Regions from separate parts of the Homo sapiens genome. Here region 1 is linked to region 2. The links are chromatin loops, found by intact Hi-C in ENCODE. Cell type or tissue: spleen. All regions are shown on one strand. Each heading gives the region's core, and the rest is flanking DNA. Links, peaks and the distances in the headings are about the cores only.

Region 1 (5,379 bases), core at 248-5,247, 61 kb before region 2:
GGGCAGACAACTCCACAGTTCAGGGGAAAGGACTGGGCTGGAGAAATAGATTTAAGAGGTCACACCACATAAAGGATACTTAAAACCTCAAGCATGGATGAAGCACCAAGGGAGTGATTGACTATGGAAAAGAATGAGTGCAAGGACTGAACCCTGGACCTCCAGTTGTAAGGGATCTGATCAGACCACAGAGCAGACTGCACAGTTCTGGCCCCACGTCTAGAGGACACTCAGACAAGGAACCCCCATGTGCACCAGGATCACCTGTATGTGGTGCTGAGATCCAGGAAGTCTGGAGTCGAGCAAGAGATTCTGGATTTATGACAAGGCTGGAGCTCACGTTACTGGTCTCCTGATCACACTTGGAGCAGCCAGAACACCAGGATCCCACATGTCTGCATCAGCCTCGCCTGTAAGGCTTGTTATGTAAATGATTCCTTGGTCTTGTGCATAATATTGTGAGACAGGGGTTCTGAGGAGTGGCCTGAGTATTTTCTAAGCCTCCACCAGAAATCTTGTTGCTCAGCCGGATCAGGAACCTCAGAGATCAGAGAGTGCCCAGGGTGGGTGAGTGGGTGGGGTGGGGTGGGTTTTCAAACCCTGTTTAAAAGAGGATTTTTCTTGCAGAAAGGAAAGGGAGGATGTATATCATCAGTTAAGAGATGTGATATTCCCTGTTGATCTCTCCACCATGAGGTAGAGGCCAGGTAGACAATTCAGGATGTGGCTGTCACACAAGGAACACCTCCGAATGCTGCTCTCTGACCCTGGTCCATAGATTCATTTCTCACTCACCTCTTGGAGAAAACTATGGAAAACAAATTTCTGTAATTTACACATAAAGTAGTATATCTGGTATTGGGGGTTAATTTTATTGTGGGGAAGGCCACAGAACCAGGCTGAAAACTACACATCCCGGAACAGAATCCATAGCCCACGCCCCTGGATCAGGTCCCTCCTAGGAACAACTGCCCCTGCTGCTGAGCACAGACACCACTGCTCACACCTCTGACATCCTGGTGCTGGACACTGGACCCCAAGGCTAGGATAGATGTCACTGCTGCACCTGGCAACTGGACATCACTACTGACACTCAGCCATGTTTACTAAAATGCATTCTGCACAATCCCAGCCTTTCTGTGTCACCTCATACTAGCTCAGAGTCTGGCAGTGATATAGGATTTAAGAAGAAATTATTTAGGCAGGTAGTGAGGGTACAGAAGTCTCAGTAAGGTTTTCTTTTTAATGGAAAGCAGGCCCCAAATCATTTTCTTTTCTGACAAAGACCAGCCTGTAAAATCAAGCTTCAGACATAGACAAGCAAGCTGGAAGCTTGCACGAGTGAATGCTGGCAGCTGTGCCAATAGGAAAAGGACACCTAGGACTAGACGTGTTCACAATGATGGCTCCATCTTCCCTTCTTTTTGCCAGCCATGTGTTCAGTAAAGAGCAGGCAACATAGCACCGGCCAATAAACTCACTCCTTGTGTGTCACTGTCCTTAATCTTCTTGGCAAGATACAATGAACCCTGAGTATTTACCTGAGACAACAATGCCGCTTCAGCAGGTGGTCATCTGACTGATGGAGTTTAAGACTCATGTCCATTATCAACTGCAGGGGTGACTGGAGTGTTGTGCTATTCTAGGGATGCGGGTGGTTTCTATCTCCTCTTAACATTTTACATGTTGTAAACCAAAAATAAACTTCAAACCCACCCTCTCCCAACCATCTTAATGGACACCCTCCTCAGCCAGGGTGCTCAAAAGTTAACTTGAAAGACTGGCTCAAGCCACCATGGGAAGCAGGTGTTGAACATGCCTCATTATGGCCTCTTCCCTTTTGGAATTCAGGAAAAGCTGACCAGCAATTAACATCAACACAGACCTTAAGTCTGATCAGAAACATTATAATCTATTCTCTCTGAAGCCTGGCACCTGGAGGCTTCAACTGCATGATAAAATTTTGGACTCCACAACCTCTTATCATAACCCAGACGTTCCTTTTTATTGATAATAACTCAACCAATTGCCAATCAGAACATTTTAAAATCTACCTATAACCTAGAAGCAGTAACCCCCAACCCCCGCTTGCTTCAAATTGTTCTGCTTTTCTGGACTGATCCAATGTATATCTTAAATACATATTATTAGTGTCTCATATCTTCCTAAAATGTATAAAACCAACCTGTACCCCAACCACATTGAGTACATGTTCTCAGGGTCTCCTGAGGGAAGTGTCATGGGCTGTGGTCACTCGTATTTGGCTCAGAATAAATCTCTTCAAATATTTTATGAAGTTTGCCTCTTTTCATTGACAGTGTGGAATTCTGATGTAGTAAGAGGGTTGAAGTGCTGGAGTGTGAAGGGTGGGAAAAGAATGATAAATTTTAATTATTGGAGCAGTGCTCCAAGACAAGAAATTTATCTTGTATCTGGTAGGGATTCAGAGTGTCTGAATGAACCAGTGACTAATAAATAACATCTTTCCACCCATTCCATTGAAAATAAGTTATTACATCAAGTTTTTGTCTATCCCAGTTCATACTCCAGATTATTGGAGTGGCATTGTGTGCTTGGCATTGTCTCTTACTAGGATTAAAACACCCAGGTTTGTAAGATCTCAGAGGATCTGGTTGCACACTGATGTTTTATATTAATATTTATATTTTCTTGTGTGTGGAAATATTTCTGGGGAGAGAATCTCTGACACTTATTAGTTTTTATGTGACCCCCTCAAAGGCCTAAAAAATCCTAACTTCTAGGTTAGAGGTAGGGCCACTCCATGTCTGGACAATGAATAGCTGGTAGAAACCTGTGTTTAGCAGACTTAGGGACATGAAATAAATGCTTAATTTTTTTTTATCTTTTCCTCTGGGACCGAAGAAGGTAGAGGTTTACTTGCTTACTCTTACTGTTGTTGCGGGAAGTCAAGGACCCTGAACGGAGGGACTGGCTGGAGCTGCGGCAGAGGAACATAAATTGTGAAGATTTCATTTTAATATGGACATTTAACAGTTCCCAAATAATACTTTTATAATTTCTTATGCCTGTCTTTACTTTAATCTCTTAATCCTGTTATCTTCATAAGCTGAGGATGTACATCACCTTAGGACCACTGTGATAATTGTGTTACAATTTGATTGTAAAACGTGTGTTTGAACAATATGAAATCAGTGCACCTTGAAAAAGAAGAGAATAACAGCAATTTTTATGGAACAAGGAAAGACAACCATAAGGTCTGACTGCCTGCGAGGTTGGGCAAAAAGAGCCATATTTTTTCTTCTTGCCCAGAGCCTATAAACAGACGTGCAAGTAGGAGAGATATCACTAAATTTTTTTCCTAGCAAGGAATATTAATATTAATACACTGGGGAAAGAATTCATTCCTGGGGGAGGTCTATAAACGGCTGCTCTGGGAATGTCTGTCTTATGCAGTTGAGATAAGGACTGAGATATGCCCTGGTCTCTTGCAGAACCCTCAGGCTTACTAGGGTGGGGAAAAACTCTGCCCTGGTAAACTTGTGGTCAGACCACTTCTCTGCTCTCAAACCCTGTTTTCTGTTGTTTAAGATGTTTACCAAGACAATACGTGCACTGCTAAACATAGACCCTTATCAGTGGTTCTGCTTTTGCCCTTTGTCTTGTTCCCTCAGAAGCATGTGATCTTTGTTAGACCCCTATTAGTAGTTCTGCTTTTTGCACTCAGAAGCGTGTGATTTTTTACCTACTCCTTGTTCTTACACCCCCTCCCCTTTTGAAACCCTTAACAAAAACTTGTTTGTCTGAGACTCAAGCGGACATCACAGTCCTACTGATATGTGATGTCACCCCTGGTGGCCCAACTGTAAAATTCCTCTCTTTGTACTGTCTTTCTTTATTTCTCAGCTGGCTGACACTTATGGAAAATAGAAAGAACCTACGTTGAAATATTGGGGGTGGGTTCCCCCAATATACTGTAAGTTTCTCTCTGTGGGATGGTGATGGGGTTTTCCTCCAGCCAAATAATTTTCTGATTCTCCAACAGCAACTGGGAGTCCTAGAATTTGACTCAATTCTGACACTAACTACCTGGAGTTAGCCTCAGACTCCACAGGTTTAAGGACTCAGTCCCACAAGTCTGTCCTCACTTCAGATGCAAGTCACAAGTTATTGGGTTCCAGGTTACCTGCACTTCTGTCTATCATGGCTGCAAAGTCAGGGGTTTCTCACCTCCCAAGGTTTGGGAATTCTTAAACTAACTCAAAGAACTCAGGAAGTTCCTATAGCCATGTAAACCAAAAAACATCTGAGACAGGTATCAATCAGTTTAGAAGTTTATTTTGCCAAGCTGAAGATGTACCTTGGAAACAGAGACACAAATTATTGTAGCATCTGTGGCCCATGCTTTTTACTAAGAGGGTTTTGAGGACTTCAATATTTACAGGAGAAAGAGCAGGCAGGAGAGGAAAAAGGAACAGGCAACTATGCTTTCATCGAGTGCTCAGTAAATCTGCATTTTACATAAGACAAAGTAAATGTTGGGTAGAGAAGTCAAATACACATTTGTCTCCAGGCGAGTGGAGGGATGATTTCTGGTCTTGTCTTTGTCCTGTACCTGTGAAGATAAGCTGTTAATTTACATTGTTAGGGTGAAATTCAACAAAACTCTGTTTTAGAGTAAAGATGTTGGGGCCCACAAGGAATTATCTTGTGAACAATTTGTGAGGGAGGCCACCTGGGGAGATATGTGGTCCTCAATCTTTGCAGTTATTTGTTTAGGAACAAAAGAAAGGCAGTTTTTCCATCACTCAGTTACCAAACTTAACTTGTCCCTTTGGTATAGTGAATTTGGTGTCCCTAAATTTTATTTTTCTTTCACACTCAGTATCGTAGTTTATTATTGTTATAGCTTAAATCAGTGGTCCCCAACTTTTTGGCACCAGGGACCAATTTCATGGAAGACAATTTTTCCATGGACCAGCAGAGGTAGCAGGGAATAGGGGGGAATGCATTGAGGATGAAACTGTTCCACCTCAGATGATCAGGCATTACTGTTTCATATGGAGCATGCAACCTAGATCCCTCGCATGCAGAGTTCACAATAGGGTTCATGCTCTTATGAGAATCTAATTCCGCCACTGATCTGACAGGAGGCGGAGCTCAGGTGGTCATGCTCATGCTCTCTCACCCACTAGTGACCTGCTGTGCGGTCTGGTTCCTGCCAAGCCAGGAACCTGTACCAGTCCACAGCCGGGGGTTACAGACTCTTGGTTTAAATTATGCCACTATAGTAGAACACCTGAGACTGGATAACTTAAAATGAACAGAAATTTATTTTGTTCATGGTTGTTGAGGATGGGAATTCCAAGACCAAGGACTGTACCTGGTAGAAAGCAAAAG
Region 2 (5,379 bases), core at 225-5,224:
AATTAGCCAGGCGTGGTGGCACACACCTGTAGTCCCAGCTACTCGGGAGGCTGAGGCAGGGGAATTGCTCGAACCAGGGAGGTGGAGGTTGCAGTGAGCTGAGATCGGGCCACTGCACTCCAGCCTGGGTGACAGAGTGAGATTTCATCTCAAAAAAAAAAAAAAAAAAAAGTTTTCTTCCGGTAAAGATAAAACTCTGCTCTCACCAAAGGCAGAGGAGCCCTGACACACAAAGCAGAAAGAAAGAAACTTTAGGACAATTTTTATCAGTCTTACGGGTTAGAGAGAAAAAGAAAGCAAATGAAAGTCTGTGAATACAGATGGATCAAAAAGGACAATAAATTTTCATGGAAGGACAGAATTCAAAAGGGGTGAAATGCAAAGAAGTGCAAACATAACAAGATGATTGTTAGTAGTAAGAAAAATGAAGATCTCCAGACATTGCAAATGAGGATTCCCAGACAGTGCACAGCCTGGACGGAAGCCCTGCCAGCTTCACAAACTTCCTGTCAAGGAGGGCCACAGTGAACTAGATCTACTTGGTGTGAACTTTGAAGTCCTCACCTCTGCTTGTCACCTATCAGGCTATCAGGATGAACTGATAAATCAGCTGAAGGGAGCAAAGTCACAGTGCGTGAGAATTGTTTTGGAGATTTGTAAGTGGAAGAATGAGAGGAAAGGGAGAGACTCAGTGATGGAAAAGAAAACCTTAAGCCTTAAAGTGGTGAGGATTGTATCAATAGTTTTACTCTTTGGCAATTGTTTATTATATTTATTTAAAAAAAATTTTTTTTTGAGACGGAGTTTTGCTCTTGTTGCCCAGGCTGGAGTGCAATGGCATAATCTCGGCTTACTGCAACCTCCGCCTCCTGGTTCAAGCAATTCTCCTGCCTCAGCCTCCCGAGTAGCTGGGATTACAGGAATGTGCCGCCATGCCCAGCTAATTTTGTATTTTTAGTAGAGATGGGGTTTCTCCATGTTGGTCAGGCTGGTCTCAAAATCCCAACCTCAGGTGATCTGCCCACCTCGGCCTCGCAAAGTGCTGAGATTACAGGTGTAAGCCATCGCACCCACCTATTATCTTTTAATTTATACAGTTTCAAAATATTCCAATGTTTAGTATATACCCTAGAGGTGTTTCAGTGACAGTAGAGGAGGTGGCTTTCTAGGTAACAAGAGAATCCTGCAACCACAGAAACATGTACCAAAATCCAGGAGGTCATCGGCATCCCTGTGAGCTAAGCCGGACGATGGAGTCCAGGGTGTTCCCTTGAATCCCCATGAAACTGAGGCCCTAGGAGGTCATGGGCATTTGCCATGCACCATTCTAGGTCTCACTGGTGCTGGACGTCTCCAAGCTGAACTGAAGTGATCTCTGCTGCCAGCCGGGGAGCCTGGATGTCTCACCAACAAGCCCTTCCTTATTTCACTGATCTGCCATTTTTAATGTCCAGTCATCATGCTTGGAATGCCTGGTTATAGTCCCCATGACTACACATCCATGTGGCCACACATCCTGCACTCAACATGGATGGCCTCTTGGAACGTCTCCTGTTCTCAGAGGAGACGTTCAGAACACACTCCTCTGAGACTCAGAGGAGTCTCAGAACACACAGAGCCTGGAGGAATGGGGACTGTTGGCAAAAGTAGATCTAATGTGTCCCTCAAGGTGAACAAAAATCTTTGAAGAGATTACTTGATTAACAAACAAGTGCTGGGCGCGGTGGCTCATGTCTGTAATCCCAGCACTTTGGGAGGCCAAGGTGGGCTGATCATAAGGTCAGGAGTTCGAGACCAGCTGAGCCAGTATGGTGAGACCCCGACTCTATTGAAAATACAAAAATTAGCCGGGCGTGATGGTGCACGCCTGTAATCCCAGCTACTTGGGAGGCTGAGGCAGGAGAATCGCTTGAGCCCAGGAGGTGGAGGTTGCAGTGAGCCGAGATAGAGCCACTGCACTCCAGTCTGGGTGACAGAGTGAGACTCTTGTCTCAAAAAAAAAAAAAAAAAAAAAGTTACAATAGCCAGTAAGTACAGATCAGGTGCAGTCCTGGGAGGAACAGCAAAACAAAAAGTGAAACAGAAGCAGCAAAAGTCCCAAGGCTGAATAATCAGGGCGTTCCATCCAAATAAGGTAATTGTAAACACTGTAAAAGCAGCAGCCAAATGGAAAGCAATCACAATTAGTTGCTCAAAGAATGTGAGTGAGTTAAAAGGTCCTCCCCCAAAACCTTAATAGATCTGGGGAAAGCAGTGATAGTCAATCAGGGGTCTCTGGCTGCCATAGTACTCACCAGTAGTGAAGGGAAACTGAAACCAACGAAGCAGACAAACCTCTGAGTCATGGCACCGGAAATGTTGACGGCTGTTGTAATACCTTGGTTCTTGACTTCTTCATTTAAAAGAATTTAAACAAGAAACACGCAGCAAAGGAGATGAAGTACAAAGCAATTTATTACAAAGGAAAAATATTATTTTGAAAGTTAAGTGCAAAATAAACTGTACACCCTGAGAGGATTCAGGGTGGGCTGCTCCTAAGGATGAGACAGCATTGATCACTGCTGGAGAAACTCCCTTTATGGGAGTCTTACATGATTATTCACAGGAGGTGGGTGGGAAGAGGTGTTACTAGCAAGCATGTTCTGGGCGGTCTTCTGGGTGCACGTGTGCAGTAGCTGTACATGCTTGTTCATACATCTCATGACTCATTAGCATCTTAAATCTCCACCCAGGGCTGTGTTTTTTTTCACTATTGTGATGAGCAAAGGGTCAGTCTGAGAACAGGTGGAAATGCACGTGTTCTGTACAGGGTAAACTCCCTATTGGAGATAGCTTTGCTTGAATGAGCTGGACTACAATGTGAATGCTAGAGTTTATTGTGTTGATTGTGTGGTCATCACCAGTCGCTATGTCCCGAGGACATGTTTACTTTTTTCATTACCTATACTTCCTCAATTCCAACACCTGCCTGAGCTTACACAGGCAAATAAATGACTCATTTCAGCACCACCTTAGAGCTTATTCAGTGCAGCCTTTGACATCCCTCAGAGGAGAAGTTTTCCAAGCATGATTTTATTTTGTAAAGCCTCCGTTTTTTCAGCCTGCAGAGCTGAGACATTGATAATTTTATTCTCAAATATTTAGAGACTTTCTTATAAGATTTTCACATCTTGGTAACAAATTTCACTTACAAAATTTGCCAGAATAGGCAAAAGGAAAGAGACAGCAGGAGGGATCACTAAGATTTTTCTTTCCTGTGGAGTATTTTACTGTTCCTGCTTCTCTTTTCACTTTCCTGGGCTTGGGGGAAGGGCAGCTCCCTCGGACCATGAAAGAAAAATGGTAATACGGAAACATCTGTCTTTATCGCCTCCCCCAACCCTTCCACTCTGCTCTGGCTGTGCCCATTCTCCCTCCCACCCCCTGGCCCATAAGCCTTTTCCTTCTCCCAACCTCACCGAGAGCCCAAACTCTCACCTACAGCTGGCTCCTCAGTGGGAACTGAGTCATTACCTGCTAAAGGGTAGAAGAGGAGAGAGAGAGGCCAGAGCCTGGGGATGGGGCAGAAGGTGCGGCAGGAAGGAAGGTTAGAGTGAGAAAAATTTCCAAATAAGGGGTGATGTGTGAGTGCTCAGAGGGTGACTGAGGACATCTCCAGCATTTCCATTGAGGAGGGAGGAAGGAGGGGCCCTTGGGTTCTGGGGCAGATGCCGGCAGGGTCTGGATGAGATGCCCCCAACCTCAACCCTGGTCCTCTGAAAACACTTCACCCAGTCACACTGAGGAGCCCCTCCAGGCCCAGGGGCCCCTCCAGGTAGGCGTATCTCAGCTCCTCTCTGGAAGGACCCCCACAGCTGCCCAGCCCTGGTATGTCTCATCTCCCTGGTTCTGGTCCCCTTGAGTCTTGAGTCCGGGGTTGGCTCCTTCCCTTCCTGCAGCCGGGTCAGAGTGAGCTTGGCAGATGAGAAGCCAGGTGCTCTGCATGGCAAGGTGTGGTTGCCCTCAGGGTCCTCCTTGTCAGGGACCACAAGCCCTGGGGAAGGAGGCACTCGATGTAGGAGACAGAGAGCAGAGAGGTGGAGTGAGGGTGGGACACGCTTTGGCCTCCCCTCCTCTCCTAGTCTTCCTCCACATGCCAGTGCCTTTCCCTCCCCAACTCCACGTCGTATAAGAGCCACAGCAGGAAGGGTAGACCTGGGTCCCCAACATTCTTTGAAGAAGTCTTTCCATAAGTGTGTCCACCTCCATTCCCACTGCAGCTTTAGGGTCTGCCTCAGTGCAGAGCCCTGGGTATGTACAGAGCATAGGTGTACATGAGGGTGATTCTGGAAGGTTCTTCCTTTGCACATACCTGCGTGTCTCAGTTTCTCTCCTCTTCAAGTCTGCTCAAATGGCACCTTCATGAGGCCCACCCTGACCACCCTACTTAAAATGCCACCTCTATTACTTTGCATTGATTGTCAACTTTGCATTTTTTTTTTTTTACTTTTTTTCTTTTTTTTTGAGGTGGAGTCTTGCTCTGTCACCAGGCTGGAGGGCAGTGGTGCGATATTGGCTCACTGCAACCTTCACCTCCTGGGTTCAAGCGATTCTCCTGCCTCAGCCTCCAGGGTAGCTGGGACTACAGGTGCACGCCACCACATGCAGCTAATTTTTGTATTTTTAAGTAGAGACAGAGTTTCACCATATTGGCCAGGATGGTCTCGATCTCTTGACCTCGTGATCCACCCATCTCGGTCTCCCGAAGTGCTGGGGTTACAGGCGTGAGCCACCGCACCTGGCCTATTTTTTCTTTTTATCACCTATCACTTTGTAAACATAAAAGTCCTTTTCCAAAGATGGCCTCAACAATATCTCCCATCCCACATGCTCTTTAGCAATGTGACCTTGCCATCCTCTATCAAGAGCTGATGCTAATCCCCCTTTTTGGATCTGGGACTTGCTTTGGTGACTAGAACATGAGGAACGTGATGCTGCCTGACTTCTGAGGTTCCAGCATAAGATGCCTTGTGGTTCTGACTTGGCCACTTGAAACACCCGGACCCCAGGTGCAGAGCCAGAAGCAGCCAGGGCACGTGGAGGAGCAGGTGGAGGAGAAACCAAGTCACCTGGTTCACAGCCTCAGTGAGTTCCCAGCCAACAAGCCAGCACCAACTGCAGCCCTGTGCAGGAGCCTCTTGAATGTGTTGGACCAGCTGGGCTCCAGATGATGGTGGCCCAGCCCATGTTGTATGGAGCGGAAGAGCTGCCCAGCTGAGCCCAATCAGCCCACAGAATGAGAGATAATATAAAGGTTGTTTATAATATATATATACATATATATATATTTTGGGGGGGATGGAGTCTCACTCTGTCACCCAGGCTGGAGTGCAGTGGCAC

What was found. A loop is a pair of places that touch in the nucleus more often than their neighbours do. Peaks named below come from ENCODE experiments on the same cell type or tissue, not always from the same donor. Only the 100,000 strongest peaks of a DNase experiment are listed, where the experiment ranks them.
Region 1: a loop joins it to region 2, with 2.6 times the contacts of the local background. A loop is called at or near these places in 61 of 110 quality-filtered maps.

The regions. Positions count from the first base shown.
Region 1 is chr6:31,261,754-31,267,132 of GRCh38, reverse strand. No RefSeq gene overlaps it. Among named protein-coding and RNA genes, the nearest start is that of HLA-C, 7.6 kb to the left of the region's middle. RefSeq lists an enhancer at 1-646. In spleen, for the core only: no CTCF peak of the experiment used is centred there; no DNase peak of the experiment used is centred there.
Region 2 is chr6:31,201,026-31,206,404 of GRCh38, reverse strand. HCG27 (HLA complex group 27) reads right to left here. Exons shown (of 2, transcript NR_026791.1): 2 at 2,437-4,033. Among named protein-coding and RNA genes, the nearest start is that of HCG27, 6.0 kb to the right of the region's middle. RefSeq lists enhancers at 331-1,049, 1,050-1,769, 1,770-2,489, 2,490-3,210, 3,369-3,907 and 1 more. In spleen, for the core only: no CTCF peak of the experiment used is centred there; a DNase peak (open chromatin) is centred at 2,354; H3K4me3 peaks cover 3,423 bases; H3K27ac peaks cover 4,471 bases.